5 separate regions of the Homo sapiens genome follow, and regions 2, 3, 4 and 5 are each linked to region 1. Evidence: chromatin loops called from intact Hi-C (ENCODE). Cell type or tissue: HCT116. All regions are shown on one strand. Links, peaks and the distances in the headings refer to the core of each region. The heading gives the core; the rest is flanking DNA.

Evidence for each region. Peaks named below come from ENCODE experiments on the same cell type or tissue, not always from the same donor. Only the 100,000 strongest peaks of a DNase experiment are listed, where the experiment ranks them.
Region 2: it touches region 1 in a loop (4-fold over the local background); 23 of 110 quality-filtered maps call a loop at or near these places.
Region 3: a loop joins it to region 1, with 16 times the contacts of the local background. A loop is called at or near these places in 5 of 110 quality-filtered maps.
Region 4: it touches region 1 in a loop (3-fold over the local background); 9 of 110 quality-filtered maps call a loop at or near these places.
Region 5: it touches region 1 in a loop (6-fold over the local background); 55 of 110 quality-filtered maps call a loop at or near these places.

What each region holds. Positions count from the first base shown.
Region 1 is chr10:124,386,950-124,392,884 of GRCh38, reverse strand. No RefSeq gene overlaps it. Among named protein-coding and RNA genes, the nearest start is that of OAT, 29 kb to the left of the region's middle. RefSeq lists a silencer at 3,379-3,668. In HCT116, for the core only: CTCF peaks have their summits at 3,440 (motif pointing right) and 5,175; DNase peaks (open chromatin) are centred at 3,504 and 5,248; H3K4me3 peaks cover 820 bases; H3K27ac peaks cover 580 bases.
Region 2 is chr10:124,256,732-124,262,666 of GRCh38, reverse strand. No RefSeq gene overlaps it. Among named protein-coding and RNA genes, the nearest start is that of OAT, 160 kb to the left of the region's middle. In HCT116, for the core only: a CTCF peak has its summit at 3,321 (motif pointing left); a DNase peak (open chromatin) is centred at 3,299.
Region 3 is chr10:124,293,780-124,299,714 of GRCh38, reverse strand. No RefSeq gene overlaps it. Among named protein-coding and RNA genes, the nearest start is that of OAT, 120 kb to the left of the region's middle. In HCT116, for the core only: a CTCF peak has its summit at 3,453; no DNase peak of the experiment used is centred there.
Region 4 is chr10:124,150,247-124,156,181 of GRCh38, reverse strand. It overlaps a transcript of LOC105378536 not described here. Among named protein-coding and RNA genes, the nearest start is that of CHST15, 60 kb to the right of the region's middle. RefSeq lists a silencer at 2,588-2,847. In HCT116, for the core only: no CTCF peak of the experiment used is centred there; DNase peaks (open chromatin) are centred at 2,401, 2,991, 3,471 and 3,811; H3K4me3 peaks cover 2,324 bases; H3K27ac peaks cover 3,673 bases.
Region 5 is chr10:123,579,413-123,585,347 of GRCh38, reverse strand. No RefSeq gene overlaps it. Among named protein-coding and RNA genes, the nearest start is that of GPR26, 84 kb to the left of the region's middle. In HCT116, for the core only: CTCF peaks have their summits at 1,508 (motif pointing left) and 3,036 (motif pointing left); DNase peaks (open chromatin) are centred at 1,487 and 3,007; H3K27me3 peaks cover 3,434 bases.

The DNA.
Region 1 (5,935 bases), core at 391-5,390:
CCCTCCCACCAGGGCCTGAGCATGCAGCAGCAGCTGCTGTGGGATCTGCGCCGGAGTGCAAGCCAGATGCGGCCTGGCAGGCCCAGTAGATGGGGTGCCTCCTGCTGCGTGCCTGGCAAAGGGGCCGAGAAAAATCTTCTCATTTGGGCCAAGCTTGAGAACTGCAGCCCAGGATACATCATCAGTTTGCCTTGGGGAGTGCTCTGGAGAATATTTATAAAGAAAAAAAAATCAGGAGAAGGGGTGATTATAAAACTTATTTATTAGGAATTTTCATTGGTCTAGAGAATTGGCATTAGTTACTGATTGGCTATTCATTGTTGAAGTACAGGATGTATGGCGTTTTTGTGGCCATTTGGCTTCAGTTAGTCTAGAGCTGCATGGCAAGGGGCTTCGAGAGGTAATTATTTAGCTCAAGGGGGAGTGAGACCTGACTGCCATTATATTTTAGATACTTTTCTGGGCCTGATAATTTAAAGGGGCTCACATTCTTCAGGTAAAAAGTTATTTTTCTTCTTCGGGGAGGAGTGGTTCAAAGTAGAGGAGAACTCACAGAGTATGTGGTGCCCAGATGCACATTTAGATATGTGCAAAAGAAAGATGATAATCTTGGTACATTTTTGCACTTTAAATAGTCACCACCTTCACTCTCCACACCCCCTAATGATAACTTGTTCTTTGGATTCTGACCTTCCAGAATACCTCATCTAAATTAATTACTGCACATATAAGAAAACTGAGGTTGGGATAGGACATCTGATGTACCCAGAATAACAGAGGTGAAAGTGACAATGCGTTTCAAGCACTAGGACTGTGAAGTTCCCAGCATGCTCTCTGCAGCACATCTGTATGTGATGGGGAAGCACCACAGAGGTCGGGGGAGGCATATAGGGGACATTTATAGGTTTAGATCTGTGCTGCTCAATGCCAGCTGCACTTCAGAGTCACCTGGCTTGCTTAAAAAATTAGTATCGGCCAGGTGTGGTGGCTCATGGCTGTAATCCAAGCACTTTGGGAGGCCGGGGTGGGTAGATTACCTGAGGTCAGGAGTTCAAGACCAGCCTGACCACCATGGTGAAACCCAGTTTCTACTAAAAATGCAAAAATTAGCTGGGCGTGGTGGTGCACGCCTGTAATCCCAGCTACTCAGGAGGCTGAGGCAGGAGAATCACCTGAACTCAAGAGGCGGAGGTTGCAGTGAGCCGAGATTGTGCCATTGCGCTCTGGGCTGGGCAATAAGAGTGAAACACTGTCTCAAAAAAAAAAATAATATTGATGGCCAGACCTCACCTCAAATCAATTACATCAGCATCTCCTGGATGGGGCCTTGCACCTGGATATTAAATGCTCCTGGGGATTCTAATGTGCAGTCCTTGCAAAGTGGGTATTGAGTGTGAGGCAGGGTGTCATTCACCCAACCATGCTGGGGCACTGACGTCTACTGGTGAATAAGGCACACGATTCCTGGCATCAGCGGGCTTTTTAATAGGTACATTTATTTCAAAAATGTTTATTGAGTACCACTTGGCTGGTCCCGGAGGATAGACAGTGGTTCAAATAAATAGCATTTATTCAGCAGTCTGTGCCAGGCACTATTTCAAATGCCTTAAGTCTCACTCCAGGTATTATTACTTCCATTTACAGATGAGGAGACCAAGGCTCAGAAACACAAGCTTGCTTTAGGTCATTGAAATAGTGGTGATGCCCAAGAGCCTTGGATGGGCTGGACAAACCTTCTGAGGGAGCCAGTAGGTGGTCCTGGTGCCTCAGGGACTGGGGGCTTTGAGAACAGCTCCTCCCTTTGTCTCAAGAGCTTGGCCAAGAGGCCCCTGTGGCCTGTAAAAGCATTTCAATTTGTTTTGAACTTGGGGGATGGATTCTTAAAATACCAGCAGGAGGCATCAAAATGAATAATATATATCTAAAAGCAGCTTAGTCCATTTAGGAAAAAAAACTTTAAAATATATTTCAGGGCTCACTCCAGTGTTCCATGCATGTATAATGGCTCAGAGGAGGTTTATTAGCTCCCCAGCCTTTATTTTGATTAACTTGCAAATGAGATTTTTTCTCTATACATCAGCCTAGCCCTTCAAATTGTTAATGAGATATCTGAACTAAAATGGCTTTTATAATTTGCATCACAATACTTAAGAGCCCAGCAGATGATTGCTGCAAATAAGCCTTGTGTGGAATAGCCAAGCATGGCTCAAGGCAGGGTTCGGGAGGACCACCGACAGCTCAGGCTTGCACATCCATGGGGATGCAGGGTCTGGGGGCCTTTGATCTTGGTGGCTTTCTCCTAGGCCAGTCTCTGAGACCGGCAGTGAAGGGCAAGTGGGATCCACCAGCCCCTACTCTCTCCTGCCTTCCTTTTTATCACAACATCTCTTTAATTTATGGCCCCTGAGTGCCAAGCCGTGTACCTGTGAACAAATGGAGTAATTACTCCTGGGAGAAATAGAAAAACATGGATGCAGACCATACAGAAAGCTGCCGGCTTTCAGTGGGGTGACCTGGGAGTGATCACCGGGTGAGGGTGTCCTGCCAGTGTTCTAGGAATCCTGGAATCATGGAGGGTCTCCTGCCAGTGTTTTCATGTTACTGGAGGCTCAGAGAGCGGAAGGGACTTGTCCACCGGCTGCGCTCCCTGGGACAGAAACCTGGGGAGGCCTCCTGATGATGACGGGAGGCGGTGGCGTGGGTGGTTGCTGCGAGGCTCAGAGCTTCGGTTTTGCTTTTGCCTCTGACAACCAGGATGACCTCTGGCAACTCAATGCCTCTCTGTCCTTTATCGAATGAGGGGGTTGAATTAGGACAGAACAGTCACGGGTGGTTTCACAACAGGTGTATGTTCTGAGAAATGCGTCCTTTGGCGATTTTCTCGTTATGTGAACATCATGGCGTGTACTTACACAACCTAGATGGCACAGCCTGCTACGACACAATGCTAAGTATTTGCATAGCTAAACACAGAAAAGGCACAGTAAAAATATGGTATAATCTTTTGGGACCTCCGCCATATTAGAAGGGCATGACTGCCTGGTCTCTGGAGGTGGGGGTGAGGACTGACCAGGTGAGCCTGAGCCCCCATCCAGTGGGCACCGGGCTCAGGTGGGCGCGCGACGGGTCTTGGGAACTGACAGAGGAGCCAGGGTCTGAGGCCCCCGGCAGGTTTTATATAGAGATGGCCAGAAAAGCGCCCCCACGTCCTGTGAGGTTCCCATTCCCCCGTCTTGGGTTTTAAGATCCCCTTGAGACTTAGTTTCCCCCAAAGTCAGTTTCCCGAGAAAAGGAGGCCCCATTTCAGCAGAAAGGGGCTTCGAGCTCCAGGGAGAGGACGGGGGTGTGGCGAGTTGTCCCCTCCCCTCCAAGACTCAGCGCCCACGCGCAAGTCAATAACCCCAAGTCCGGGTCCTGGGGCTTTTGGCCGGAACTGCTCGCAGCCATAGGGCCCCACGCGCGTTGGGACGGCAGGGGGCGCTGCCCGCAAAGCGTTGCTTCCCGGCCGTCCTGCGAGCCCGCGAGATGCGCGTGCGCGAGGCCGGGGCTCGGGAGCTGGGGCGGGGCCGTGGGCGGGGCCAGGAGCCGCGCTGGGGACCGTGCCCTCCTCCGCCGAGGCCTGTAGGGCGCTCGCTCTTCGCTGGGCCGAGTCCCCCCGCGCGCTGCAGAGCAATACAGTTCTGTAAAAGTTTATTATTCTGACGTTGGAATATGCTCCTTGGAGACAATTCAGAACTTGCAGAAACCAGAGCCCCGCGGCCCCTCCCTGCGTAGACTGCGGGCGGCTGTCCCGGGCGTGGGCTGCGGCCCCGCGGGCCCATGCGTGTTCTGGGGACTCTGGGGCGCTGGTTCAGTCCCGCGTGTGTGGGAGTCACGTTCACCTCCTCAGTGCCAGGTGCTGTCCGCGCACCCGTCGGAGCGCCTCGGTTCACCGTGCAGAGGTGTGGGCTCCGGGGCAGGGAAGGGTCCACCCCACCTCCCGCGCTGCAGCGAGCTTGACAGGTGGTGATCCTGGACAGGCGCATCCGTTGGGCCGGGGGCAGGGGCGCTCTGACCCTGTGGGCAGGGCCTCCCGGGACTCTGCCCGGAGCTCCTGGCTGGGCTGTGCCCGGAGGGATCTGAGTGGTGGTCCTTGGGCCCTTGCGGGCCTCAGTTTTTGCCACTGTGCAATGGCCTTACTCATACCTGCCCTGGTGATTGGGGGACCGAAGTTGTGCAGGGGGTGGGAGGATGCGGGGCCTGGTCTCTGCCTGGCTGGGGCCCACCTTGATCCGTGTGGCCCTGCTGAGCCCTGTCCACTGGTCACTGAGATAGTGACGGTCCTGGGCTGGGCAGGAGTGGCAGGCCCTGGGTGTGTGGATGCCATAGGAGGAGAAAGAGCTTTTCCTCACCGTCCTAGGTTCCTGCCTGGGACTCATATAACAAGAGAATAACATACACATTTATTTAATATAATTTTTACCGGATGCAGGAGCCTTCATAAGGAAATGAAGACCCAAAGAAATGTGTAAACCTGTGTGTGTGTGTGTGTGTGTGTGTTTTTGAGACAGAGTTTCACTCTTGTTGCCCAGGCTGGAGTGCAATGGCAGGATCTTGGCTCACTGCAGCCTCCACCTCCTGGGTTCAAGCGTTTCTCCTGTCTCAGCCTCCCAGGTAGCTGGGATTACAGGCGCATGCCACCAGGCCCGGCCAATTTTTGTATTTTTAGTAGAGATGGGGTTTCATCATATTGGTCAGGCTGGTCTCGAACTCCTGACCTCAGGTGATCCGCCCACCTCGGCCTCCCAAAGTGCTGGGATTACAGGCGTGAGCCACCACACCCAGCCAAACCTGTGTTTTTTATGCTTGGTTTGATAAAAAAAGTGGATAGTCCTAGAAAAGTTTGATTGGATAAAAACGTCTGATGTAACGGTAATAGATGGAGGGACTTAGCCAGGCCTGCGTGTTCACAGTCTCCTCTATCCCTGTGTCTTCAGAGGTGAGGATGTTTCTTCTGGGTATAGGGAGACTAACACCTGAATGAGGGTTTTATGTCCTGCTTCAGGGGAGAAGGGAGGGTGGGAGGTGAAAACGACCTTTCTGTTTCTGCTGTTTCCTCAAATGCCAAGGTGCTGTATTTTGGGGTACCATGTCCTGAACCCCATCAGTGCCAAGGGCAAGGCTGGTGCCCAGGGCCCAGTCCTGGACTTACCTTGGACTTCGTGGATGGGAGGGGAGGTGGGGCCTGAGGAGGGGTGACACCCGCAGGTGGAAGCTTGTGTCTGCATCCCAGGAGGCAAATTACCAGCTCTGAGACCTAGGACCAGTCAGTCACACAACCTCTGGAGTCTCAGTGTCCTCATGTAGAAATGGGAGCAGCGGGCTGTGGGGAGGTTGATATTGGCTGCTGGGTCCTGCCTGTAGCTCCCTCTGCCCCCGACCTCAAACTCTTGAGCCCTCTGGGATCACCTGAGGCTTGATAAACACACAGGGGCCCCGGCCCTGCTCTGACAGGTGGCTTCATCGAGTTTGGGTGGTACCAGGAATCCCGCTGGGAACAACCCTCTTAGGGTCTGGTCAGGCACCCTCCCAGCCCCCAGCACAGGGCAAGGAAGTGCCAGGGCCATGGGACAGCAGGAAGGTACCCTCCCCAGGCCCACCAATCCCACAAGACTCTGTTGAGAAAGAAGGATTTTAGTGGTTTGCGTGGGGATGCTGAATCGGTGTTCCACTTAAGAGGGCTCAGGGAAGTGAGGACACCCTGGGACACCCCAGGGGGTATGTCCTCATCCTGGCTTCACTTGACTGGGGCCTGGTTTCTAATCCTGGGCTCACTTGCCCGGTGCCTGTCTCTCCCCCAGTCTCAGCCTGATGAGTGAATGAAGGTGATGATCACCCGTCCTTTATGGCGGGCCGGTTCTTGCATTAGATCTTACGATCCCCATGCCAGCCTTGA
Region 2 (5,935 bases), core at 482-5,481, 130 kb after region 1:
TTGGAGGTGATGACGGTGGGGGTGTTCTGTGCTCCGAGCTGCCTCATGGGGCATGGTGGGATTCTGCTCCCAGGCATACTTCTCTCTGAGGGCCTCCTGCATTGGCAGGAATGAGGCATTGCCCTGCCACACAGCAAGTGGGCAGCGGGCATCCAGGAGGCCCTGGGCAGGGTCCCAAAGGGCCTTAGTGCTGCGTGCCTACTGTGTCCAGGCACTGCTCAGCAGGGGGTGCACATTGCTAAGGAAACCCAGGCTTGGCCCTTGCTCTCATGCAGGGTTTTGCTGAGAGGGAAAGACCGTAATAAATCTTGAGATGTGACCAGGACCAGCAAGACATTGTTGAGCCTCCAGACTCAGGCCACCGGAGCTAATAAAGGATTGGATTTTCAGGCCTAATTCTCCAGCTTGTTCCTTAGACTCTGAAAGCCATTATGCAGGAAGGAAGTTAGAGCAATAAATGAATCGGATGAGTGCAAATTCATTTGGAAGAGGCCATAAGAATGGTTCATTTCAGAAATTCTTCTGAAGAGGTCCTTCTCTATCTTCTTTTCAACAATCAAGTGTACAGTAATGGAACTTTGCAAAATTCCAAACTGGAGGATAAGACTGGTCAACAGATTTCTAAAATATAGAAATGAATTTACATGCAAGGACTTAATAGGTGGAAAACAGAATGATTCACATTTTAATACAAATTACCTTCATTCCTAAGCTCTAGGAAATAGGGATTGTGTCAGAAAATTGGGGCTGGACAATTGCTTTACCATCAATGTAAGGACTTTTAAAGCTGGGCTGCATCAGAATGACTGGAGGGAGATTAAAACAAAAATGCCAGTCCCCACCGATCTACTGAACTCCAGACTTCTGGGGCTTGGGAGCTGCTATGGTTTGGCTGTCTGTCCCCACCGAAATCTCACCTTGAATTGTAATAATTCCCAGGTGGCAAAGGCAGGACCAGGTGGAGGTAACTGGATCATGGGGGCAGTTTCCCCTGTGCTTTTCTTGTGCTAGTGAGTGAGTTCTCATGAGATCTGATGGTTTTATGAGGGTCTTCCCTCTGCATTCGGCACTCATTCTCTCTCCTGCTGCCCTGTGAAGAGGTGCCTTCCACCATGATTGTAAGTTTCCTGAGGCTTCCCCAGCCATGCGGAACTGTGAGTCAATTTAACCTCTTTCCTTTCTAAATTACCCAGTCTTGGTCAGTTCTTTATAGTAGTGCGAAAACAAACTAATACAGGGACCTCAAGTCACATAATATGTGATATGTCCTGATATGTACTGAAAAGATGTGGAAGGGTGTTTGGAAAGAGACCAGTGCCAAAGCTGCCACTGATGGAAAACACACCAGAGCCCAAGTACTGTTGCCAATGCCAGTGGCTACTGGGCAGGCTTCGGAGACCCCTCAGGTCCGGCCCTTTGCCTTCTTTCTCCCTCTCTAGCTCCTCCTCCTTCCCTGTTCTGGCTCTATCTTGCCATTGCCCCTTGGGCTACTCTTGTCCTGCTTGTGGGCACCCTTGTGTCCGAGCTCTGTCACCTTTTGTTCTTTGGACAGGAGCAGCTTCCAGACAAGCCATTGTCCCATTGCGAATGTGAGTGGACCCCTCCAGACTCACTTTGCCATGGTATAGGGCTAAAAGGCCCCTCTCCATTGGAGTGAAGGAGGGGAGGAGGCAGGGCTGAAGGAGTCCAGGTGACAGCACTGCTCAGGTAACTGATGCACACTCAGTTAACTGGTGCACCCTTTAGAACACCTGTGCATGGGAAAGGCCGTGCCGTCCTTGGAGCAGTGAGGCACTATTTGGCAGCCGAAACTCCTTCAGTGTGAGATATGCCCAGCAATCACATTCAGCCCCGTTCTGGGCACTTTGCCTCCCCCTGCCTGCACCTGTGAGGACCTTCCATGGATCACAGCCCACACCAAGCTTTAGTGGAGTGTTGGGGGAACTGTCTACAATGGGCCCAGCTGCAGGGAGAAAGCCAGGCAGGAATCTGGGGACATGTACTGAATCTGTGGATGAAGAGTTGATGGAGATGCTCAACTCTTGGAGCTGGACTGGCAGCTCAGGGATGTCCCCAGCCAGGGCTGAGGCTCCTTCCTGGTGTCATGTGTGAGGACCCACGGGCTAAGGCCTGATGGCGGACTCTGGGAAGGCTCTCACCCCAGACATGTGCTGAAAGGTCCCACTGCAACTGCAGGAAAGGGCTCAGGAAGCTGGGACCTTCACTCTGGTCTCAGCCCAGCCCTGAAACTCACTGAGACTGACTTGGCTCAATCTTATAGTGTCCATGCACCTACCATGGGCAGACCCTGGCCAGGTGCTCAGGTGACACAGGTAGCTCAAGGTCCCTGGCCATGTGGAGCCTCAGACACATGGGATAAGCAGATAGATTCTGAGATAAGGCTGATAATAAGGGCATGCAAAAACTGCACAGGGGCCTGTGGAGGGAGACATCCATGTTGTGAGTGGGGTGGTGTGAGGGGATAGGGTGAGGACTAGAGGAGGTAACATTTGAATTGGACTTTGGAGGTTGAGTAGGAGCCCACTGTGGGAGAAGAGCCTGCCAAGCAGAGGGAACATCGTAAAGACAAGGGCCCCAGACGGCTGTCACACTCTGGGGACTGCAGAGAGTGTGGTGTGCATGGGCTTGGGGTCCAGTATCCTCTTTGCTCGGCTCCAGCACCCTGTGATTCCAACCCATGGTGGGATTGCTTAGTTGATGTGGGAATTGATCTCCAAGATGGCTTCCGTGATGATTCTACCTCCAGGTATTCATGCCCTTGTGGTGTCCTCTTCCACACTGAACAGGGCTGGCCTATGTAACCAGTAGAAAACTGTGGAAGTGATGGGGCAGGACCAGTAGAATACTAGAGAAGTGATGGCGTGGGACAACTTCCAAGGCCGCATCACAGAAGGCATTGCAGCTTCTGCCGTGGTCTCCTGGACTGCACACTGGGCAAGCCAGGCACCATACTGTGAGGATGCTCAAGCAGCCCCGAGGAGAGGCACACGTGGAGAGGAACTGAGGCCTCCTGCCAACAGCCACGTGAGTGCACCACCCAGAAGTGGGTCCTTCAGCCTCAGACAGGCTTTCAGAGGACTGGAGCCCTTGCTGACCTCTGACTGCAGTCCTGTGAGAGACCCTAAGACACAACTTCCCACTCACACTGCTCCTGAATTCCTGACCACAGAAACTGTGAGAGATGTGAAGTGCTTATTGTGGGAAGCTTTGTTATGTACTTTCTTACATAATGCTAGATTACAAGTGCAGTTGCTGCCCATGGGTGCCACCTGCTGGTGTTCCTGCCCCTGTGTACCCCCTCCCCTTGAGTGTGTGCCGTGATGGGATGTCACTCTGAGACTGCACAGCAAAGCCTCTGGCTTCTACCTTTCTCACTCTCTTGCTCTCTTGTCTCCCTTGCTCTGAGGGAAACTGGCTGCCATGTTATAAGCTGCTCTATGGAGAGGCCCATGTGGCTAAGAATTGAGGGAGGCCTCCTGCTGATAGCCAGTGAGGACCTAAGGACCTCAGTCCCACATCTGGTGCAGAGCTGCACTGGCCAACAACCATGTGGCTGAGCTTGGAAGTGGATCCTCCCCCAACTGAACCTTGAAATGACAGACGCTCCAGCAGGCACCATGATGCCAGCCTTGTAAGAGACCCTGAGCCAGAACACACAGCTGAGATGTGTCTGGATTCCTGACCTGCAGAAACTGTGTGGCAATAAACATTTGTTGTTTTAAAGCTGCTAAGTTTGGGGGCCATTTGTTACACAGCAGCAGATAACAAATACAGTTCTGATTAATGGCACCAGCCTCACCTGTCCTATTCCTAGATATGCTTAGCTTAGCTTTGGTCTAGACTTGGGTCTCCATGTACAACTATAACCTTGGTCATCTGAAGCTCAGAGTAGGAGGGGGTGTATTGAGGGAATGAGACTACGAGGAGGCACACCCCAATATCTGCTGCTTTCTGGAAAACTCAGCCTCCAAAACTAAGTCAGCAACCATAGGAGATGGCCGTTGCAAGGTGGTTAAGCATAAGGGAATAACACAGGTTCGGAGCCAGCTTCTACCACCTCTTTCCTTTAACAGAGTTACAGGTCCTCCCTGAGCTCCCATTTCTCAGGGGCCCTCCTGAAGCAGAGAAGGAAGCCACAACATGGGCAGTCTAACTAGCACCAGCCAGAGAGCAGACACGAAGACGAAAGGAGAGGTTCTTTGTAAGGAACTTAGCCCTGGAACACGGCAGGTGCTTGTTATGAGCTTGGCCTTGTAGTTATCAGGGCACTTGGCATCATAGGCATCACCCCAGCCACTGTTGGCATGAAGACCTTGCAATGCCATCCTGGTTCCTGGACCCGGGCATATTAACGATGATGCCCACATCTGAAGGACAAGAAGGTCTCAGTCGTGCAATCACAGAGGATTCACCTGGAGCTTCCCTGAGGAATGTTCTTTTGGGCCGAGTCACCCGCTTGCTCCGGTGAGGCTGAGCTTGAGCTTTGAATCCTGCCTGGAATACAAAGGCCCCATCAAACACTGCCAGGCTCACCAGCTCCCCTCCACCGCATGCGCCAAGGGTCTCCCTCGCTTGGGTGTTTATTTCTTGCTGTAAGAAGCGATGATTTAATTCTTGCCTGGGATATCATTCAGCCCAAGTTCGTGCTGAAGTGAGGCATATTTCAGCACTCACCAATGTCCATATAGATAAAAGAGAAAAAAAAGAGAGAGAGAAAACAACCTCAACCAGCCTCTTCAAGAGCTGTGCATTTGAAACCTGTTTCTTAAAGATGGATTGCCCGTTAGGCTGCTAAGAGGTTTTTCTTGACTTGTCAACATTTTATGCCCCCACAAACATTCTTGGCTATAAATTATTCATTGCCCAGTTAGTGGTTAAAAAAAAAAAAGCTGCCCGGGGCTGAGATACTTTCTTAATTCCCCCTCTGCTTTTCAGATCCAAGTTGTTTTTGTCCCTCCTCCTGCTGGAAAAGTAGAAATAACTGGAAGTCTCTGGACTCAGAGGTGCGTGGCTATGGCCGGATGAGAAAATAGAGTTGAGTACAGCATGAGCTTGGCTGGGGTCAGGGATGGGGGCAATTACAGTTTTGGGGTCAAGCCTGGACACTGGGGTCAAATGTAATTAACATATATTTGTTATGTTACAATTAACACATATTTGTTATAATATATGTTAATTATATTTGACCCCAGTGTCCTGTCTGATCCCAAAACTGTAATTGGTCAAATATATGATAATATAGGCAGTCTCTACCTCCACTGTAATGGAGAAATGGGAAGTAGGTGTGTTTGGGGCTCTTTTTCCCCCTTTCTGTTGGCAGAGACTCCAAGGTTTTCACGAAAAGTCTAGAGGAGGCTTGATTCTGTTCTAGTCCCAGTCATTTCAGAGTCCACAGCTGGAGAAGATGTCAGCCTTTCTCTGCTCACCTGATTCCACCCTCCCTGAGCCCCTCCCCAGGTCAGGGGCCTGCCAGGAGATAGTGCCCACCTCGTCCTTCCTCATGCCCACCCACTTCTGTACGGCACACACCAGGCCTTGCTCAGCCTCTGCAATTTCTGATGGCAACTCCCCAGGGCAACTGACCCCTCCTCCAGGTGGATTCTCAGGCCTACCATGGTTCCGCCCCCACAGGGTGTGGAGAAAGGTTGGGGGTGGAATTAGGCTTTAGGGCTTGGGCCCTGAATTAGTTTCCAATGGCAGCTGCAACAAAGCACCATAAACTGGGTGGCTTGAAACATGCCCCGGTCTGCAGAACTGAGCGCTTCTGAGACCCTAGGTAGAACCGCTGCTTGCTTCTCTCCAGCTCCCCAAGGTGACTGATGCTCCCGGCCCACAGCTGAAATCTCTACCTCCACGGTCACAGGGAGTTCTCCCTGTCTCTGTATGTGTTCAAGCCCCTCTTCTTATAAGGACA
Region 3 (5,935 bases), core at 627-5,626, 93 kb after region 1:
TAATAAATGGCAGCCATTATCAACCCTGATCCTGCAAAGGTGATAATAACAGCTATGGCGAACACCGTGATTGGTCCTTCTCAGCACTGGCTCATCAGTGATCTTATGATGGGCTCTGTTATTGGTTCTGTTCCACAGATGCAAAAACCCGGCTTAACAACGTAAGTGACTTGCTCTGAGTGGCACAGTCACTAAGTCGCAGCCCAGGGTCCTGCGGCTCGATCTCTGCGCCATCACCTGCCACATCCTGAGCCCTTTTTCTGTGCCAGGCCTGGCATTCAGACTCCACAGGCATCATTTAATTTTCATCTCATAATGACTTTCAGGGAAGGTACTGTTGTTGACATCATCTTCATTGGGGCTCAGAGAGGTGCAGTGATTTGCCCTAGTCACACAGCTAGTGGTGGACCAGGCTCTAGACCCCTAGCCTGTCTGACCCCAGAGCCCTTGTTCTTTATCACTGAGCTGTAGCTCTTGCAACCAAGAGGCCAAAGCAGCTGAGATCACGAGACAGGGGTGATGCATAGGCCATGGTTCCACCTTCCACCCTCCACTGGTCACTGGGCAGAGGCCATGTGCCCTGTGAGGGCTGCTCAGGCAAGGCTGAGGCATGCCTCTTGGGTGGCAGTGCACAGAGCAGCACTGGGCACCTGACATGCCGGTCCATGTGTGGCTGGGAGCTGTGACATGCCAGTCCATGTGTGGCTGGGAGCTGTGACATGCCGGTCCATGTGTGGCTGGGAGCTGGCCATGAGCCTCTGGGTTAATGTTCAGTTGAAAAGCCTCCAAAAAAAAGCACAATAACCTGGACAAGCTGACTAATAAGGATTTTTTCTATAATCGTAACATCATCATCCTTCCAACAATGGATGGATTCATTCGTTACGTACTAGCATTTTTCTGTTCAACTAGAAAACCACTGCACACCTAGAAAATACAGAGATAGCCATGAGCCTTCAGGGTCATTTGCTTTGCACATCAAGGCATTTTTTTATTCATCAAATGTCCTTTGCATGGGGGCTGGGGTCCCCATACCTGCCCTCAAGGAACTCATAGTTTACTGGGGGAGATGCAGAAGTATTTTGGGTAGCTGTAGAACTAGGATTATATTGATCGATTGGATGATTAATTGAGTCAATGAATATTTTTTGAGCATCTACGATGTGCATGAAATTGATATTTAAATTATTCATCTTTTGCATTCATTTATTAGTTTTAGAATTGGAAAGTGGCTTGCGATATGTATTCTATAAAAACCCAACAGATTTGTGACCTTGTTCACTTCTGGGATAAAGATGATCTTTCCTAAACCAGAAATTAGATGGAGGCTTTGAGTCATGCTCCATAATATCATATAAAAATATGAGAGCTTGACTCTACCCCTGCGTTTCTCCCACCGTGTGCATGTTAGGATCATCTGGGTAGACTTCATAAAGTGGCCATGCCATTGTCTTGGCCTCACGCCTGCAGACTCTGATTTAATAAGTTTGAAGTGGGGCTCTGGGGAAAAGGGGTGCTTTGAAACATCCCCAGGTGGTTTTCTGTGCTGGGCTCTGTGAACCATTGCTCTATACCAGCTGTTTTCTTTTTTTTTTGTTGTTGTCATTGTCGTTTTTGTTTTTGAGACAGAGTCTTGCTTTGTTACCCAGGTGAAGGGCAGTGGCATGATCTCTGCTCACTGCAACCTCCGCCTCCCAGATTCTCATGCCTCAGCCTCCCGAGTAGCTGGGATTACAGGCGTAGCCATGACGCCTGGCTAATTTTTGTATTTTTAGTAGAGACGGGGTTTCACCATGTTGGCCAGGCTGGTCTCAAACTCCCGACCTCAAGTGATCTGCCTGCTTCGGCCTCCCAAAGTGCTGAGATTACAGGCGTGAGCCACCACACCCGGCCAATACCAGCGGTTCTTAGAGTTTAATTTCTCATGCTTAGGCTGTATGCAGTCCACTAAACCAGAATTGTCTGGGGGTGGCATCCAGTCATCAGTATGTGTTAAAGTTCCCTCGGTGATTCCAATGTGTAGCTAAGAATGGGAACCACTGGTCTGCACCTCTATTATAATCATGAGTGGTTTAAAGATGGCATCACAGAGGATGTGACATTGGAGCTGGGTTTTGGAGGATGAATAGGAGTTTGCTAGGATCCTGTCAGAGGTAAAGGGAGCACTCTAGGTAGAGAAACCAGCACATGCAAAGGCAGAAGAGCAAGGAGAGTGGAGATTTGGAGTACAATTTGGCTGGAGCAGAGGCAGGGGTCAGGATAAATGAATGCTGCAAGTCAGACAGCTTGGCTGCTTCCTACTTCTACGGTGAATGGCTGGAAGCGTCCAAGTAGGAAGCTACTGGACCTGCTTGTGTCATGGACATCCCTGTTGGTGATGAGTTGCCCTGCAGTGCAGGGCTGGAGGTAGGGATACCAACAAGGCGCTTGTTCAAAGGCCCAGATGGGAGATAGGGAGGCCCTGAACCAAGCCAGAGGTCAGGAGGCAAAGGGAGAGCATGCGCGTGGGAGACACCGCTGAGAGGGTGGGTGGTTTCCAAACACGTCTGCAAATTCTTTGACACTCTTCCCATGGAGAGGTGGTGTTGATGTCTCCTCCTTTTCGATTTGGGCTGACTTCCTAGGTGACATGAGGCAGTGGAAATGACAGCACATAACTTCTGAGGCTAGGTCCTGGTTCTCTTCGGACTTTTACCCTTGGAGCCTGAACATCCATCTAAAGAAATCTGACTGCCCTGAGGCTGCCATGCTGGGAGGAAGCCCTGGCCACACAAAGAGGCCTGTGTATGTGCTGTGTTCTGACAGTCCCCACTGAGATTCCAGCTGACAGCATCGTCTGTCAGACAGGTCAGGGAAGATGCCTCCAGATGATTCCAAACCCCAGTCCTTGAGTCCTCTCAGCTGAGAGCCTAGACACTGTGGAGCAGAAACAGGCTGTCTCTGTGGTGCCCCGCCTGGATTCTTGGCTTACAGAATCCAACCTTTGAATACAACAAAATAGCTGTTTTATGCTGTGAAGTTTTGGAGTATCTTTTATACAGGAATAGTTACCCAAACAGATGAGCCCTGGGACTTGGTGGCCGGCTAGATGCAGGGGTAAGGTGGCGGGGGGTGCCCCCATATTTCTAGCTGTCTTTGTACCTGTTGGAGTGGAGAGGCCCATGGGATGCTGGCTAAAGGTATCCAGGGAGGGGGTAGAGGAGCTCAGTGGTGACCAAGGTCCACGTCATTCCCCAAACCATCTAGCCAGATGGATGCACTCCAGGTCCCTCTTCAAAGAGCGATGCATGTTCCTTACAGCTTGCAGCTGTTGCCCATTAAAGTGTGGCCCACAGCCCAGCCGGCTCAGCATCACCTGGGCCTCATTAGAAATGTAGCCCTCAGGCTCCACCTGGTGTCAAGGGCGACCTGGGAGCTTGTTAAACCTCCACGTGCCAGGGCCTTGCCCCATGCCCACTGACTGAGCCCTGGGCAGGCCTTGGAACCTGTGTGTCTGACTTACAGGGAGGTGTTGGGGCCATAGGCCACAGGGGCTGACTGGGAACCGGCATGGGATGCCTTGCTGTGGGCCCAGGGGCAGCTTTAGAGAGTGGAGCCCACGATGGGGACTCGGGGCTGTCACCTCAGGGAGTCAAAGAGCAGTGTCTGCTCCTGTGGCCTTTCCGTGGTTCCTAGTGGTGGGGGCCTTATCAGCTCCAGGGTGGGAGGGGCCTCTGGTTGCTGGTTGTGTTTAAGGGCCAGCCTAGGGGCCTTTGCGAACTTTTCCAGGTGAAGAGACAGCCCAGGGGCTGTTTCCCATTCCAGGAGCAGACACTTAGCAGTGCAGGGCCTGTTTCCCTGCAGCCATTTGACCCAGGGACATTTTGAAGAGGCCTGAAACCTAAACTGTTAAACGCTCAGCTTTGTTTTATGATCAAGTGTTGTGAAAGGTGAAAGATGAAATCCTCACCTGATCCCTGCAGCTCACTGTGGTGCGGTGACAGGGACAGAGCAAGAGTCCACGTGAGCTGTCGATGGTGGAGCTGGATGCACCCGCTCGGTGGCCACATCCAAGCAGCAGGCAGCCTGCTCTGCCCGCGGGGCACGGGAGTCTGTGTGTGTCTGTGACTCAGTGGATGTCAGCGTGTGTGTGTGTGCATGCACAGACGTGTAGCTTCTCTGAGCTCCTGAGGCTGCCCCAATTGCTGGTTAGAAGCCCTTCCTCTTTGCTGCATTGCACTTGCAGTTATTAGGCTGTGCTACGCACCCTACACGAGGGTAGATGATAGATGGAGAAAGAACGTCCTGGAGACAGCCTTAGGTGGAGCCGCCTCTCCTAGCCCCACTACACAGGTGAGGACGTGGAACTCCAGGGAGCTCAGGAACTCACCAGCATCTCCTGATTAACAAGCGGCTCCACAGCAGGCTGGTTTTGGAGATGAATGCTTGGCCATGCCCTTGAGCCCCAGTAGTGTTCCTGGGCCCCAGGAAGTGCCCCTGGGCATCTGCTCTAGGTCAAAGAGCAGGATCCATGGCCCAGATTCCAGTCCCGGACTCCTATCTGCCTCCCAAAGCCTCTCTGTCACTCATTAATGTCCAACAGGACACTCCCTATAGATTTACAAATGGGACACTGAGAGCTACCTTGGACGCCTGCATGATCCACAGGTGAATAGGGTGAGGCAGATCTGTGCAGGTGAGATTGACTGCCCTGCTGAGCCAGGGATCTAAGTGCTTGGCAGTGGATATTCTCTGTACTTGCAGAGGCATGATGGCCGGGCGCCGGGCCAGACTTGGTGTCCCTGCATGGGGGCCCACCTGTGCCAGCCAAGCAGGGTGGAGAGGACCGCTGCTTCCAAGATGTCACTTTGCCACTGAAATGTGCTGATTTAAAAAAATCAAAGAGAGGGGTTTATTTATTGCTGAAGTCATTTCAAATGGAATTAGACACCTAAATCAAATTTGCTGCGGGATGTCTTTCTTTTTTTAACCACCTCCAGAGCAGTGTTGGCATTAACTCTGTACACACAGAAAACCAGGCCCGCTGAGAATGCCAGAAGGCCTTGGAGTCATGCAATGAATTCAACCTCTTCCTTTATTATTATTAAAATTATAAATTAAAATGTGGTAGGACGTGGGGGCACTCTACTTTCAATGGAGCACGTCTGCGTGTAATGTGGGATCCCAGCAGTTCTTTCCGGGGGAAGGTAGGGGGTGGTTTATTATTATTGCCCGAGTTTTAGGAAAAGAAACACACTCAGATATTGAAGGATTTACACACAACCAGGGATGGAGGAGGCACCACGTGCCCAGGTCAGTCAGCTCCACATCTGCGCCATGTCCTCCAATCTGATGACACCATGAACAAAGCCACCTTTGATCCCTGCTAGGCTCCTTCTGTGTGTTTAGATTCTGTCATTAGGAGCTAGTATGGGAAGAGGAGTGGGTCTGGGCACCAGACCTTTCCCTGAACTCCCAACAGCGTTGCGGGAGCAGTGGGGGTGGAGGGGTGGGGTTGCCAGATAAAACGAAGACGGCCTGGCCACGTGCACGTTGCAGGTAAACTGTGAATGCTTTGTTGGTATAAGTATATTCCAACTGTTGCATGTGACATACTTATATTAAGTGGATTTGCTTCTCTGGAATGCAAATGTAACTGGGCATCGTGTATTTGTGTTTGCTAACTCGGGCACCCTAAGGTGGCGGGGCGGGGGTGCTTCTCTCGCTAGTCATTCCCTCTCAACACCAGAACTTCTCACTGCCAGGAGAGCAGGGCCCGTTTTCCTGGCCTGCCCAGTCTTCCCTCCATGCCCTCGAGGGAGGCTCTGAGCCCGCTCTTATCTCCCTAGACAGACTCTGGATCACCGATGGGAGGTGTGGGCGCCAGATGCCTCTCACAATGCTCTGCAGATGGACGTGGACTTGGTCCTTCCGGCCACGACTTGGCCAAACCCCT
Region 4 (5,935 bases), core at 451-5,450, 240 kb after region 1:
GGCCGCTGGATTCCCGGGCTTCCTGAGGTGCCCACCCACCCCAGGCATGAGGGCAGCACCAGAGCTGTGCCCTCGCAGGGCCAGCGGGGCACCTGCACGCTTGCCTTCCTCTTCTGATCTGCCTCCTGACCACCCAGGCCCCCTAAAAGCAGAGTAACTGGCCCTTTAGGATCACTCTGGAAAGTTAAAACCTAAGAAGAGAACAAAGAGAGGCAAAGAGCCAGACACTGGTCATGGCCAAGTGACCGCGTAGGTCTGAGAGCTCTGCATTCCACAGGGCTGACCTGCGGCTGGCCTTCCGGGCAGTGGCCTGGCTGCTCGGGGGATGGGCCCTGGTGGGGGTCTCTGGACACCATTCCAGGCTGTAACAGTGGTGTTGGTGCAGGCCCCCAACAAGGGTTGCTCTGGGAGAAAGACTCCTTGCCACTGTGCATGAGGACATCATATGTGGATGTGTGGATGCATATGATCATGCGTGTGTGTGACCGTGGAAGTGAGTGTGCATGTGTGTGTGAGAGCATGGGGGGTATGCATGCATATGTATGTGAGCGTGGGGGTGAGTGCATGTGTGTGTACGCATGGGGGTGTGTGTGTGCATGCATGTGTGTGTGAGCAAGAGGTGAGTGTATATGCATGTGTGTGAGTGGGGTGAGTGTACAAGTGTGCATGCATGTGTGTGAGTGTGGGGGTGAGCGTGCATGTGTGTGAGCGTGGGGGTGAGTGTGCATTCATGTGTGTGAGTGTGGGGGTGAGTGTGCATGCATGTGTGTGAAAGTGGGGGTGAGTGTACATGCATGTGTGTGGGGGTGAGTGCAGGCATTGTGAGTGGGGGTGAGTGTGCATGCATTGTGAGTGTGGGGGTAAGTGTGCATATGTGAGCATGGGGGTGAGCATGTATGTGAGTGTGGGGGTGAGTGTGCATGTGTGTGAGCATGGGGGTGAGTGTGCATGCGTGTGTGAGCATGGGGGTAAGTGCATGCATGTGTGGGGTGAGTGCATGCATGTGTGTGAGCATGGGGATGAGTGTGCATGTGTGAGCATGGGTGTGTGTGAGTGCAGGGGTGTGCATGCGTGTGTGTGAAGGTGAGTGTGCATGCATGTGTGGGGGTGAGTGTACATGTGTGTGAGCATGGAGGTGAGTGAGTGTGGGGGTGAGTGTGCATGCATGTGTGAATGTGGGGGTGAGTGTGCATGCATGTGTGAGCATGGGGGTAAGTGTGAATGTATGTGAGCATGGGGTGAGTGGGGGGTGAGTGTGTATGTGAGTGTGGGGGTGAGTGCATGTATGTGAGCATGTGGGTGAGTGTGCATGTGTGTGGGTGAGTGTGCATGCATGTTTGTGAGTGTGGAGGTGTTTTTGTGTGTGAGCGTGGGGGTGAGTGTGCATGCATGTGAGCATGGGGTGAATGTGCATGTGAGTGTGGGGGGTGAGTGTGCATGTGTGTGGGGTGAGTGTGCATGTGTGTGAGTGGGGTGAGTGTGCATGTGTGAGTGGGGTGAGTGTGCGAGTGTGTGAGTGGGGTGAGTGTGCGAGGGTGTGTGAGCATGAGGGTGAGTGTGCGAGTGTGTGTGAGCATGAGGGTGAGTGTGCATGCATGTGTGTGAGTGTGGGCATGCGTGTGTGGGGGGGTGAATGTGCATGCATGTGTGAGTGTGGGGGTGAGTGTGCATGTGTGTGTGGGGGGAGGGGTGGCTGCATGTGTGTGTGGGGGTTATGCCTGTGAGTATATATGTGTAGGTGAGCCTACATGTAAGTGTGAGTGTGCCTGTGTGTAAGGGTGTATGTGTGAGTGTGCCTGTGTGTAAGGATGTATAAGTGCTGTCCGCATATGTGTATTTATGTGTGAATGAGGGTGTGAGTGTGCCTGTGTGTATGTAGAGGTGTTTGTGGGTGTGAGCGTGTCTGTGTGTGTCTGTATGTGTGTGTGCCTGTGCTTATGTGTGTGTGTGTGTGTGAGTGGACCTATGCGTATGTATAAGTGTGTGTGAGTGAGGGTGAGTGTGCCTGTGTGTAGAGGTGTGTGTGTGTGCCTGTATGAGTGTAAGAGTGGGTGTGAGTGCCTGTGCGTATATATGAGTGTGTGTGAGTGGGCCTATGAGTATGTCTGTGAGGGTGTGCCTGTGTGTATACATGAGTGTGTGTGAGAGAGTGGGCCTGTGTGTATGTATAAGTGTGTGTAAGGGCGAGTATGCCTGTGTGTATGTAGAGGGGTGTGAGTGTGGCTGTGTGTATAAGTGTGTGAGTGTGCTTGTGTGTAAGTATGTATACATGTGCGTGAGGGTGAGTGTACCTGTGTGTAAGTGCATGTGTGTGCCTGTGCCTGTATGTGTGAGTGGGTGTGAGTGCCTGTGCCTGTGTGTATGTGTGTGTGTGAGTGGGTGTGAGTGCCTGTATGTATAGGTGTATGTATGTGTGTGTGCCTGTGTGTAAGTGTGTGTGTGTGAGTGTGGCTGTGCATATGTATAAGTGTGTGCGAGTAAAGGTGAGTGTGCCTGTGTGTAGAGGTGTGTGTGTGTGTGCCTGTGCCTATGTGTGAGTGGGTGTGTGTGCGCCTGTCCCTGTGTGTATGTATAGGTGTATGTATATGAGTGTGTGTGTGCGCGCCTGTGTGTATGTATGAGTGTGTGTGTGACTGGGTGTGAGTGCGTGTGAGCACTTCCCACAGCACGGGCCAGTCCTCTCCCACCACACCCTTTGTGGCCCCCCTGCTGACGTGCTTCCAGCCCAGCGCCCGCAGGCCCTCGGTGCTGCCTCTCCCTCCCCCTTTCTTATTTCCCTTGCCCTGGGCACGAGCACCGTTTCCCCCCTCTGGCTCCCACCACACTCAGGGCCACCAGCTGCTCTGCTCTTCCCCAGCCTCTCCTTCCTCTGCTGGGGTGTCCCGCCTGGCTGTGTGAAGCTGCTGAGATTCTCCCCGCTCGGTCACTGCCTTCTCATCCAGGAAGACTTCCTGACTGCTGAGTCATTTCCTCCTCAGAACCACAACACTTAGCACAGTTCCCCGGGGTTGGGTACACCTGGTGTTATCTGTTTTGTTCTGGGAAGGAGGGGGTGGCAACAGGACACCTGTGGAGTTAAATCCTGGCACTGCCATCTCCCCGCTGGGGGACCGTGGGCGGATTACTCTGAGGCCCTAAGCTTCGAATGGAGCCAGTAATTCTGCCCTCACAGGCTGCTGGGAGGATGAGCTGAGGGGATCCTATGGCACGAATGGGAAGGGCAGGCATTGCTGGCCCCTCTCCCTGGCCACAAGGGTGGTGCCCTGGTGCTAACTCGGTACCTCAGTGCCCAGCCCAGGGGCCGGCCCTCCGCGGGGCTGGTGCATGGGTGCAGAGCTGAACTGCCCTGTGCTGAGTTGAATTTACGTCAGGGGCTTTCTGTGGGTGTCGGGGACTCAGGGAGAGTGGGCAGTGCAGGGGCTGAACTGGGTTTGAATGTGGCTCCGCCTTGGACTAGACAGGGGCTTGGATGCCCGTCTCTGGGGATAATGACGCTGATCTCGCAGAGATCGAGGCAACACCCAAGCTGTGCTGGCCCCACTCCAGGTGGACACTAAACGTGGCAGCCACCCGCCCCGCGTTTCCTCCTGTCACCTCTCTCTTCTGCGACCCTCTGCTTCCTCTGCCCTTTTTCTCGTCTGGGCTGAGAGGCCCTGCGAGGGACCCCCTTGCTCCCCGGTGACAAGAAGAGTGGGAGGGGCAGACTGGAGGGGCGCTGTGCCCCGTGGTCTCACCGGGGGCCTCCGATGCCGCAGGGCAGGGCCCGCAGGCTGCCTTAAGCAAACAGCGGAGCTCTGGACTGAGTCAGCAGACAGGACTGTGCTGGGAGGAGCTCCAAGGAAACCCTCAGAGGATGGCATTGCAGGAACTCTGCCTAGGCTCCCAAAGCAAGGGAGAAAGCTTCCCAGCGGCCTGGCTCGGGCCAACTTACCACGCCTTGGCTGACAGTCCCGCCAAGACAGGGGCTATGCAGAGGCAGTTTCCCCAAATCAAAGTCTGCCAGCCACTCGCAGAAGAAAAGGGGCTGCCTGTGGGGCAGGGAAAGGTCACCCAGGACCCCCACCGCCCAGCGGAAGCCAGGAGCAGGGCCTGGCCTCTTTCTTGCCTGGTTCTGGTTTCCTTGGCTCTGGGACTGCCATGGGAGATGGTTCCAACCTGCTCCATAAAGACGACTTCGGCTTCACCAAGTGGCCATCTCATCGTCCCCTGAGTCCAGGGATGGAAGCTCCCGGGGCAGTGGTGCAGGGTAGCTCTGAAGATCTGGTTTCCTGAGAGGGAAAGCCTCGCCCTGTCTTGGTGGTCGTCATCACCTGTGCTGCCCATCCTGTACCAGCCTTTCTAAGAGCTCTCCCTCTGGCTAAGACACGATCACCCAGAGTCCCTGGCGGTGCCCTCATCTCCAAAGCTGCACAGATGGGGCATTTATCTATCTGCTCAGTAAGCCTAGCTGCCAGAGTCAGCCCGTTTCCATCAGGGTCTTCTGTGCTAGCTGGGGAGCCTCTGCCATTTTCCAGCCTCCCTGAGCCTCTGTCCCAGCGTGGGGTGGGGTTGATAATGACACCTTTTCACAGGCTCATTGTGAGGATAGAATGGGAAAATGCACCCATAACTGCAGTCTCCCTGGGCCCCCTTGAGCCCAGTGTCTATACACTGGCCCGAGGAGAACACAAGTTAGACCCCAGACAGGTGGAAGACAATGTGTGCAGGGGTCTCTTAATCCAACAGGACACAGTAGAGCTCCCCCAAATTCCCATCTGAGCATTTCTCTTCATGTGCGAGTCCCCTCTCTGTGACAGTCTCCTAGCTGCTGCCTGTCCCCAGCATGAGGCTAGCCTCCTCTCTCCTACCTTCCCTCCCGCTGCCTGCCAGTGAAGGAAAGCCTCCTTGCCCTCTCTTGGTCTCTCTCATTTGCATCTCTTCCAGAAATTTGATTTCTGAGCTGCATGAACAAAGGGTTCGCTTTCCTAGTTGGACGATGACAGGTGCTTGGAGGCACTCGTGACCTTGTTGTATTTCTCCACTGTCACATGTGGAGTTCTACATGGCACATGGCCCCTTTGGGCGGTTGACTTGAGACTGGTTCGTGTGGCTGCTGTTGCTGCTGCTGTCATTGTGGTTCCCAGGTGAGTGGCCCCTTCCACGCCTGGGGACAGGGATCCTCTAGACGCACCGGGGCTACTGATGTGTCTGGGGGCTGCTCAGAGGTGCTGGCTTTCAAGGCCCAGCTGCCTCGGCTTGGGGGCTTCCCTCTGGGTTGGCAGTTTCTGCACCTAGCCCGTAGGTTGATTCTGGACCTGGGTCTTTCTTGTGCCCAAATAGCCCAGCCGGAAGTCAGGGCTCAGCATGCTTTTTGCATTATAGGTTTTCATTCAATTTCATTATGGAGAGCATGTTGATGTCAAGCGGGACTGCGAGCTGGTCACGCCTCTGCCCGGAGCCTTCCCTGGCTCCCCAGCCCTGTCAGGACAAAGGCCTGGCTCTTTAGGCTCTTTAGGCACCTTGGTGGGCTGGGCTCTGCTTGCCTCTCAGCTGTCCCTGAACTTAACCTCAGGTCCTTTGCACGTGCTGTTCTCGCTGTCTGCAGCAATCTTACAAACCTGCCCCTTCTCTCAACCTGGGCTCATTCTGATTCACCTCTCAAAATTCAGATGCCTCATTCTAAGCCTCATGTGGCACTGCTCAAGAATGGGAAGACCCTCCTGGCCTCACAGGCCCCCATCCCACCCCATCAGAACACTTCTTGGTCCAGCTCAGAGTCACCTGCCTTCTTCTCTGGAGTACTCACCCCCTCCCAGCCCTACTCTGAGCTGTGTGAGGACAGGGGCTGCCCCTGCCTCGCTGCTATCCTGTCCTCAGTACCTACTGTGGGACTGAGACTCACAAAAGGTCAAACAAATGAATGAATAAACATTCTTTGTTTTTGGTTCAAATTGCA
Region 5 (5,935 bases), core at 188-5,187, 810 kb after region 1:
GTTGGAGCTCCTGGAGTGATGAAGGGAAGGGTCAGCAGGTGCTAAGGGCATGGCAGACTCCCTTGTGGCAGACTAGGGAGTGAGGGGAGAATGGGGATTGGGTTGCAAACAGGAACAAGGCAGGAGCCTTGGGAGGGATTTGAACAGAATCCTGCTGGGGTCAGATGAGGAAGCTCACTCTCCCTGTCCCATGGAGATGGGTTTGCTGGGCTGAGGCTGGAGGCAGGGGCAGGGGCTAGGAGGCTGTTGCAAGTCGTGGAATAACACACACCATGTAATCCTATTTATGTAGGATAAAAACACATGGAGAGGCGCATATGCCTGTGTGTGTAAGGGTACAGCTGTCACTGTGGGGTGGAGGGCACACAGCTCTCATCCCCTAATTCAATTCTGATTCCAGGGCATTTATTCTGGGTTTCAGCCAGGTCTTGGGACTCTGGAGGACTCATACTTGGTGGCTAACCTCAAGAAACAGTGTTAGTGCGGGAGGCTTGTGATCAGATCTCCACCGTTGAGTGTGTAGACAGAGTGCTATGATAAAGGAGGGGCAAAAGAAGCGAGGGAGTCAGAGCAGGCTTCCTGGAGGAGGTGACGTTTCCACAGGGTGACATGAAGCCAAGGGTATGGGTGAGACCAAAGCAGACTCCATGAGAATCAGCCACACTCACATTTGTCGAAGGCGCCCTCTGCTGTGCCCTCGTCCTGAGCGGGACCTGAGTCGCTGGTGACTGGGAGGTCTCCTCCACCAGGAACTGGGCCTCGGAAGGAGCGAAGCCTGTGGGAGACGGGCTGCTGCCTCTGAATGAGACCCTGCTCCTTGGGGAGTCAGATTCTGTATGGGACCCAGGGGCTGGAATGGCCCAGGACAGAGCAGAAGGCTGCCTGGCGCGCCCCTGGAGACACCCACAGCCTCTCACCTCGAATTCTGGGACCATGCCCTGCTTATCTGGGCTGTGTGGCCAAAGGGAGAGTCCCCCTTCCTTCTTCCCCAAATGGGAGGGCCTCGGGGGCTCGATCTGGCCGTGTGAAGCACATTCAGGTGTTCTGCTGAGCTGACCTCTGCCGGAGGGAATGCACCCTCCACAGGAGCCGGCTCCGCCTGACTTCCAGGCTCCGTGGCCATGTTGAAGAACAGGACAGGAGCATCCCACTCTGCCCAGAGGCAAAAACGGAGCCACCCCTGGAGAACGGGGGAGGAGGACAGAAATAAACTCCTCTGTGGGGGATCATGTTGGCAATTACATTTGGGGCTTGAGTCCACCCAAAGGGAGAGCTAGACCACCTCTCCCAAAAAGTGATTCATGCTTTGCAGGCGGCAGGCACTTCCTTTGTGTGCCAAAGAGAAATGTGTGCCAGATTGCTGGAAGTGAGCAGCAGATAAAAATACAACTCAAGTCCCCGGAGCCACACCTCCTGGCTGCTTTGCAAATAGCCTGCTCTGGAAAAACCCGACTTGGAGAGTCCTCCGGAGTCAAAACTCGCCGCAGTCTGGTGGAGGCATGGCCTGCCCCCTGGCGGTCTGGGTCCTGCAGAGCGACACCGCTTTCCCACCCTTCCGACGCCGCAAGTTTGGCACAAAGTCCAAGTGAGCATTTATTTGAAAATAAACCTGCGTTCTTCCTCAACTTCGGGACTTTTTGATGGCATGTCTAACAAAGAAATATTTCATCTCCATTCCCGACACAGGCTGTGCTTTCTATAGCATTTACTGACTTCTCTCCTGTTCAGCAAAAACAAGAAAGTTTTCCTGTAAGGATGAACTCTACAGACAGAAAAGTGGTTTTGTCGTTAAACCGTAAAGAGAAGAAAGGTTTAGAAAAGCAGAGAAACTCCAAGCTGATGTGCGTGCGTGCTGTTTGGTTCATTCCCTGGATATCAAGTGTTATTGAAGATGCTGAAATTTAATGTCCGACATGGCAGCATAACACAGGCTTGAGAGGACCAGGCTCCCAGGGTTCAAATTCCCACTCTACCTCTTACCAACTGTGTGAACTTAAGCCAGGCATTTAAACTCTCCATGCCTCAATTTTCTCACCTATAAAGGGGGGATATAATAGAATCTATTTCGTGGAGTCTGTGCGGGGATTAAACGGGTTGATACACATAAGCTATTTGAATGATGCCCTGCACGTGCGTGGTGTGTGCTATACCTGCATTTGAGATTGCTGTTGCTGCTGCCATTGTTAGTTTAAAGCGCAACAGTAAACAATTTAACAATCAGATCTTGATATACAAATAAGAAGTGTGGCAAACATCTGTCACTTTTAGCCACCAGTCTCCAAAACCCGTTCCACTTGGGGGCTGGTCCCTTTCTGCACTGTGGACATAAAGAGCGCCAAAATCTCCTTTTCCATCCTTTTCCATCCTTGGGTAGGTGGGTTGTTGGCCAGGTAGCCTCCATGCAGGGCAGGAACCTACCGTGCAGAAAGGGCACACAGATGCAGAGACAGCCAGGTTAATCTAGGGTGGCAGAGGGGTGCCAGAGTCCTTCAGCAGAGCTGGGAGTAGTCAGTGCAGGTAGGAGGGAGAGAGGTGGCCCCGCAGGCCAACAAGTGCCAGGTGATCTTGCTGGGCCCTGGGGTGACAGCCCCCTTGTTTCTTGTTTCATCAATTCTCTGCCCCTCCTCTGAATTCCATGAGCTGCCCAGTGGCTTCACTTAGTCATAGTTCTGTCACTTCTACCCAAGAATCCTGAGAGCAGCAGACTAGGGCCCAGAGAAGGCAAGTGGCTTACTCAGGGTCACACAGCAATTCCATGGCAGAGCCAGGCTGTACCTGCTTAAGTTGGCCACCCCTGTCCTAGTGAGCTAGTATGTCCTTCCCAGCTCTGCCATATCCAAGGTCAAGGACACAGGTGGCTCTTTTAGAAGCCACAACAGTAGTGACAAATTCTTAGCTGCTGTGGGACATGAGAAAAGCTCAAACCGGTACCTACTAAGGCACCTCGTTTCTTCCCCTGCTGCCAAGTTTCTTCTTAGTTACAGATCCCTTCTGGCCAGGCAACATCTGTGGTTGATGGCTCACGGGCTCCCCCGAGTGGTCATTGGCTGGCAGCAGAAACCCTGCAGGCTTTGACTAGGGACTTTCAGAACTGAAGACAGAGACCCTGAAAAAGAGGAGGGCAACTGTGCCTTGGCCTCTGACTCTCATGCATGGTCAGGTAAGGTCAGGCCCCTGGAAGCAGAGGGGGCTCAGACCAGAGCAGTGTTTCAGAGAGTGAATGTGTTCCTGGGACTGGATTCTCACTGAGGCACTCACCTGGAGGTTTCGGCCCCTGGAGGCCCCTGCCACGCTGGTCTTGGTTATTCTGTGGATCTGTAACCCAGGCTCCCCATGTTCTGAGTTCAGTGACATGCATGGGGCTCATCTCCACTTTACGGGCTCCAAAGGTAGTTCACAAACTGCTGAGTATCACGCAGAAAGAGAGACGCATGTGCTCCAGGGCGGGGGTGTGCCTGAGCATGCCTCACTCACACGCACACACACATGCACACACATATGTACATATGCACACGCATGCAGGCACGTGCACACACACCTGCACACACGCATATATGGACACACACGTGCACAGGCACAACCACAAACCACTTTGTCAACATATCATTAGCTGAGCTGTCACTTTGTTTTTCTTTTCCACTTTTTCCTCAGCTGCTCTGGTAGAGCACACAGGAAAAAACAGAACTGTAGAGTCATACAGAATAAAATTAAAACGGAAATGCTCATTTTTCTTGCACAATTAATTTAACCTCCTAAGCCTCAGTTTCCTTCTCTGTAAAATGGGGCTTAGAATGGTATTTACCTCTCAAAGTGCTGTGAGATTAAAGAAGATACTGTGTTCAGTTTGGGGAACAGAGGAAGGCTCAGTGGATGAGTGGGGCTTTCTGTCCTCCAAGCTCCCAAGAAGAGGTGGAGGGAGCAGGTGTCATCATGGCACCAAGTCCTGCTCTTGACATTCAATTCTGTAAACATGCAAACCTCCCCTAAATGCCTGTGATGAGCCAGGTCCAAAGGTGATGAATAAGACAGCATTCTCCATGTCAAGGAGAGTACAGCTGTGCAGGGGAGGCAGACACATAGACAATTACAGGTCAGATGTGTGTCCTGACAGAAGTCCAGAGAAGGGGCAGAGGGGAGGGGTCATAAGGTCACATGGGGGTGGAGGGAAGGAAGAGAAGTGAGTCTAGGAGCTGAGAGTGAAGAAGTGTTACAGAGAGAGAGAAGGAGAGTGATCGAATACATATACACCATGTAGATATAGTGTGGCATGTGTGTGTGCATATGTGCCTGTGTGTGTGCATGTGTGCCTGTCTGTGTGTGTGTTTGGGATGAGAGGATGGATGCTCTCTAAATGGAGAGACTTGGAGAGAAGCCAGTGATGGAAAAGTCTTCATGAGAAACTGAAGAAAACATGGGCTCCTTGGAGAAGGAAGTTCAAGAAGGAGGAAGTGGCCCAGGTGAGGCTGGAGGGGCAGGTAGGGGAGAAGAGGCATGGAGTTGTCACTGAGGGGGACATTGAAAAATGCAGAAAGGAGGCCATGCTAGGGAGAAATGGAGAAAGAAGACTTGGCTAGGAAGCTGCCATGAGCAGAGAAGCACATGAGTGGATTGAGAACTGCATAGGGCATAGGATCAGCAGGACCTGGTGAAGGCTGGGTTGAGGACGTAGAGGAAGGAGGTCAAGGCTGACTCCCCGGCTTCTGGATTGGGTGCCTGGGCAGCTGGAGGGGGCAGCCACAGTAAGGAGCACAGGACGGGAGCCAGCCTGCTGGGGCAATGGGAGGAAGTTGGAAAGGCAAATCTACTCGAATGTGAAATTGAGATAGCTGTGAGAGGAGAGGAGGAAGGCAAGGGGGTAATCAATGGAGCCCTGGCCCAGGAAGAATTTCTTGTAAGGTGAGAAAGTCCTGGATGTGTGCATCCTCGGGGAGTAAAGGGCCACTGAGCAGGGAGAGGGTCAGGGAGGTGGAGAGGACTTCTGATATAGGTCACATTCTAGAGAAGTTGGGATGGAGAATGATTTAGAGTCCCATTTAAGGAGCTCCCTCCCCATCCTTCTACATACAGGAGGGAAAGGAGGAAAGACCGCCAGAAAAAATGTCTATATCCTGGTTTCTATGCGCAGGGGTCAAGATTACGGTTTTGTAGAATCCAGAAAACCCTGGAGGAGCTATGCAATTCTTGGTCACTTTTATCTACCAGCATCCAAAACCCTTCCTACTGGCTCTGGTTCCTTTTCACTGTGGAAATAAGACACAGAAATTCCTTCTCCTCACACCTGTGCAGATGGAGGACAGCCATGTGACCTCAGCACTTGAGCAAGTTGCTTACCCTTGGACTCTCTGTGAGATGGGTGATGGCAGAACCCATCTTTACTGATTTGTAGTGAAGATTAAACATGAGAAGCAGGGAAAGAAAGGCAGGAAGCTCCCTCTGCCCCACCCCATTGCAGTCCAGTTCTCCCCAGATGTTGGCAGTTACTGTTGTGCTGTCTAAGCCCCTTCTTGCTGTGCAGGTTTGCACGTGCACCAATATTTTCCAGGGGTCCTCTGACACGTTCCAGAGAAAGAGGGACACTGAGGAGTGCTGCCTGCAGTGACACGCTCTGGGACCTCGGCGCACAGCCTGGCAGCTTATGAATATGCTGAAACAGCTTCCCATCAGGTGAAGCAGCCAGACTCAAGAGAAGCAAGGAAGTTGCCTTGAATTTCTAACAATCATCGTATTTTTTTGGTAAAAATAACCTATATTCACTATGAAGTTATAAAGAAGCTAAAAACAACTCCAAATCCCGATTCCAAGAAACAACCATCACCCACTGTGGTCGGCAGGATAGGGATCCCCCACTTCTCAGAAAATGTCCTCATTCTAATCCCAGAAACCTGTGAATATGTTACTTTATGTGACAAAGGGGGCTTTGTAGGTTTGATTCCAT